2 separate regions of the Homo sapiens genome follow, and region 2 is linked to region 1. A link is a loop called in an ENCODE intact Hi-C map of the cell type or tissue named here. Cell type or tissue: PC-3. All regions are shown on one strand.

Region 1 (2,500 bases):
TATTTGATTTATAAGAAATCTCTGTCCCTGGCTGTGGTCAGCTATTGAATTTATGTGTGACAAGAAAACCATAGAGTTTGGCAACTGTGCGGTGATAGGTGATGTGTGAATCATTTGGGGGAAGAATGAACATTTTATATTCAGACCTCGAATACCTGGGTCCTATGGTTAGTTAATCATGTCTATGGAATGCATGACTGAGCAGACAGGTTCAAAGGTAGGGGACTCGAAGCCACTCCATTGTGTGTTTCTAGATACCATCTTATTGCCCATTGGTAATATTTTCTATAGTCACTGCTCAAATGTATGAGACAAATACAGTCTAGGGTTTTTTCTTCTTAAAAGAAATTCTATAATGTAGGAAGCAGGGTCCAAACTGGAAGGCCCAGGACATTGTGACCCGTCAAGAGGTTAGAATATTCCCCCAATAAGTCACATCAGTCTGATGTGATACAACCAGAAAACTGCATGGGTTGGCACACAATGAGAGACTCCTGGGGACACGTCCCTAAAAGTAGCTCCAAGGCAGGAATTAAAAATGGTTCTGGAAGCTTTTGAGCAACTGAGCTAGCAGGACCAGAGCTGGCAGACATCACAACAGGCCATCGTTCCAGATGCTGCTCCCAAAGAGCACCCCCAGTGTCCGGCCCAGGCAGTTCCTCCTCAAGTAATTAATCTTGGCCTCCTTAAGTTACCCCCAGGTTCCCAGTGGATGTTTTTCTTCACTTCCCTATGAAATCACTTGAGTCTAGGTGCTGGTGGGGGTTGGGGAGTAGTATGGTAGGCATTGAACAATTCCAGCTTCACCAGTGGGAGAAATGGCCCTGTAAATCCTTTCAAAGGGCGCCCACCAAGTCCTTCAGAAGGAAGGGGCAGCCAGTGACATGAATACGATTATTGTAGTAGAGCAAAATGTGTGACTCGCCAGAATTCTGTTAAACCCAGCAAAAGGGAATGCCACAGTTAACCTATACCCCTGGGGAGCACTAAACCTGAAGCAGACTTATTAATTAGGTCTTCTGAGGGGCACAGAAAAAGGGGAGGAGGCCTTTTAAGTCACAGAGACAGACAGAGCTCCATTCTAACCAATTCCTTTCCATGGGGGCAAGTCCTGTATCTTTTTTTTCTTTTTTTTCAAACCAAACAGTTTGAGTTACATGTTCACAAGGTCCCTGTTGTGCCAAAGAGCATTTTCAATTCAAGTAGAACAGAAAAAACGTTTGTAAAATGAATCAGTAGGTGGAGCTCTTTCTTTTTATTTATTTTTCAATCCAAGGTCCCATTATTATTGAGGGACACAGAGCTTCAAAATGAAAAGAAATAGGCATTTTAAAAATGAAAACACATATACAACGTGCTTTCCTAATTGAAATGGTATATTGCGAAATCATTACTGTCACAGAACATTTGCGTTGCATGCAAATGCTGAAGCAAAGAAAATATATAAACCTAAATTGACTTTAGCAATTTGAAAGTGATAGTGGACATCTGTGTTCAATAAGTTTTTGCTGGTAACTGGTGTTTAATATTTCATGTCAAATCAAGAAGAGTGATAGAAGGTTTCTGAACACAGAGATGGCTGGCATTTTTGCAGCACAGCCTGCCCTTTGTCATACTCACCATAAAGAAACCTGCTGTAGCGAGGGTTGAAACTGCACCAGAGTGACTCCTTTTTTGGAACTTATATAAACTTCCAGAATATACTGTCTCTATTTTCTTTTAGAAAGATGTCTATAAGAAAAACAGGTTAAAGGACTTCCAAAGCTCATTATTTATTTAAGGGAAAAAAGGGTGTGTGTGTTTTGGGGATAGGGAGCTTTTGGAAGAAATTACAGCAGAATAAATCATCTAGAACAAATCTTACCTTTGTGTTTTCGTCAATCCTGATTCCTTTCTAGTCAGTGTGCAGTGATGTTAAGGAACTTGGTTGCCAATAGAAACATGCCTTCCTAAGTCTCACAATGAGGGCTAGATTGGATTTTAATGTTTATGTAGTTGGGCAGGGTAATGGTGGAGAATGGAGAGTAGGGAGGAAGAACTTTTTAAATAACTTTATAATTTCTTTTTCCACATCATGTTAAATAGGCAATCTTGACTCTAAATAGAACGTTTTGTCTTCGTAACAAATGTGATGAAAGGAAAAACTGCGGGGAGGGGGACAGCATTATTCTTTGAGCTGGCCACAGGATTAGCACTTAGTCCTGAAAAGGGTCATGTTGACCTGATTGTCATGTTAAGTCATGCTGACCTTAACATCTTCCATTTAGTTCTCTAACACAGAGGCTGGACCCTTGAATCTGCTTTGAGTATTGTATAATAAAGGTAAAATAAGAAGACCGACAGACTTTGAGGTACTACAGATATCAAGAAACAGTTTATGTTTATGTTGATATGAAGAAGTGTATATCTGAGCAAAGGAGTGCCCCCTTCCCTTCTCCGATGGTAGGACCAAGAATATGGTCCTGGAATGACCAGAAGCGGACCAAGAATATGGTTCTAG
Region 2 (2,500 bases), 89 kb after region 1:
ATAAATGGTGCTCCAGTACACATTATTTGAAGGAACTTAATCTTGGACCCTTTGAGTTCAGTTCTATATCACAATGCCCAACATGGACCTCATCTTACAGGAGGGATGACTATACAAATACACATATGCTAATTATGGCAGGGTAGATATAATACTAACTGTGCTTAAAAGCTGCTATTTTTTAATACCTGTAGTCACAGGAATTGTGGTCAAATGAATTAGAGATGTTAGAGAACAACACAGTTTGTATGACTGATACTCAGGACTGAAAGAATAAAGCATTTAATTCATTTTGCCTTCTTAACATTGCTAAGACTGCAATTCCGGGGTCCTCTCTACTTACAGGCAGTATTACATGACCAAACTGCAATATAATAAATTTTTAGCTATATCTTATTTGTACTCTTATGTATAGCCATTATTTGAATTATTTTCTTCCCCAAAAAGAGGCTGTTTTAAGTTATGATGACTAAACTTAGACCCTACTGATTTTCTTTCTTTGTTTTTTTTTTTTTTTTGAGATGGAGTCTCGCTCTGTTGCTCAGTTTGGAGTGCAGTGGCAAGATCTCGGCTCAATGCAGCCTCCACCTCCCAGGTTCCAGCAATTCTCCCACCTCAGCCTCCTGGGTAGTTGGGATGACAGGCATGAGCCACCACGCCCAGCTAATTGTTGTATTTTTAGTAGAGACGGGGTTTCACCATGTTGGCCAGGCTGGTCTCAAACTCCTGACCTCAGGTGATCCACCCGCCTTGGCCTTCCACAGTACTAGGATTATAGGCATGAGCCACTGCGCCCTGTACCTACTGATATTCTTAAAACCACAGTAAGGGAACAAGCTGGGAATTGCATTATTTTACCTTCAGAATGGCCAGAAATATTTCAAACTTCAGCCTCTTGATGATTTCATAGATGAATAACAATGTGGTTGGTTTTACTAAAAAACAAGAAGCTTACAGGCCTTTCTTATTCTGCAACCCTGTCCCAGTGTTTAATAATAAAATTAATTGTTTTATGGCCTTAATGTTCAAATGTCAAAGACTGTAAATTTGCCGCACGAACAAAATTGAATGACCCTGCTTGGAAAATTTGTTTCTATTAATATTATAGGATCTGTTTAAAAAAAAAAAAAAAGCATCTGGACAGTTCATTTGAATGGCCACAAGAGAGCAGTAAGAAATTAAAGCTTAGGAAGATGACTCATAGTCACACTTACGTGTGTACTTTTTGCTATTAGGAAGAAATGAATAAAAAACCTACTTATATTTGTTCTTAAACTTGGCAATACAGTTTAGAATCTTTTTTTTAAAAAACAATTTAAGAAGGACAATATAGATAGCATCAGTAGATTAACTGAAAAGAACCTTGAATTAGAGCTTTTAGGAACCTCACGTTCATGCGTGAAAATGGAAAACAATAGTCACCCTGGGCAAAGGGACATCTTGAGAGGTCATCCAACACATCCCTGTGGATTATGCAAGCCAAAAGGTATGTGTCCCACTTACTAAGTCCCACAGAAGATTCCAGCATCTGTTTCTAAAGTATGGCCAATATTTTACAATGTTAACTATAGGACTTTTTTTTAAATGTCAAATTCTATCTTTTTATGTTGTAATTCAGCTACTATATTAAGTAGTATGTAGGGATACCCTGAATCTTTTTTAAAAGTTCATACCTATTTCTTTATGTGCCCCTGCCCTTTACTGCTCATACAAACTTGGCCATTTTTTACTTGGAATCTTGGATATCATGAATTTTAAAAATGAATTTTAAAATCATGAATTTGCAAAATGAACGGCAATAGCCTTAATATGTGAAGTACTATGAGGAGTCAGTCTGAAAAAAAGATGAAGAGTAGAAAAGTAGGCAAAGGCTATGAACAGGCAATTCACAAGATTAGAATTATATACTCAATATACATATAAAAATTGTTTATGTGAATTTTTAACATTTTTAACCTAATAATTTCCCTGCTAAGAATTTATCCTGTGGTAACAATCAGACTAATAAGAGTATAGATTTTAAAGTAAAAATAATTGGGAAAGTAAAAACTTAAATTATGTCAAAGAAGAAGAATTTGTTAAATTAATTATAGTCATACAAATGGGGTATAAGGAAAGCCATTACAATACTATAAGTAAATATTTATTGACATTGAAAGCCATGGAACATTTTAACTTTCAATAAAGTTGAAAACATTATATATAGTATGATTCCACTTAGGAAAAAATTGCGAATGACTGCATAGAAAAATATTTGGATGATATACGCCAAAACAGCAATTATGTCTGGGTAATCATCTTATGGAGGATTTTCTTTTTGTTCTTTTTTAGAACTTCTTGTAGATTCTGAATTTTTCTTACTGTTTGTTTGTTTGCTTTGGTTTATTTTAACAATTAACATGTGTTACTTTTTAAATTAGTAAAATCACAAAAAGCTACTTCTATGTTAGAAGAAGAAAATCCTCAGATAATCTTAAGAGTTAGTTTGGTGAATTTGTGA

Evidence for each region. Peaks named below come from ENCODE experiments on the same cell type or tissue, not always from the same donor. Only the 100,000 strongest peaks of a DNase experiment are listed, where the experiment ranks them.
Region 2: it touches region 1 in a loop (8-fold over the local background); 5 of 110 quality-filtered maps call a loop at or near these places.

Annotation. Positions count from the first base shown.
Region 1 is chr3:168,951,450-168,953,949 of GRCh38, forward strand. No RefSeq gene overlaps it. Among named protein-coding and RNA genes, the nearest start is that of LINC01997, 50 kb to the right of the region's middle. In PC-3, a CTCF peak has its summit at 1,238 (motif pointing right); DNase peaks (open chromatin) are centred at 172 and 1,222; H3K4me3 peaks cover 284 bases; H3K27ac peaks cover 1,414 bases.
Region 2 is chr3:169,040,662-169,043,161 of GRCh38, forward strand. The region is part of intron 1 of LOC107986051 (a long non-coding RNA gene); the gene reads right to left. Among named protein-coding and RNA genes, the nearest start is that of LINC01997, 39 kb to the left of the region's middle. In PC-3, a CTCF peak has its summit at 1,157 (motif pointing right); no DNase peak of the experiment used is centred here; H3K4me3 peaks cover 354 bases.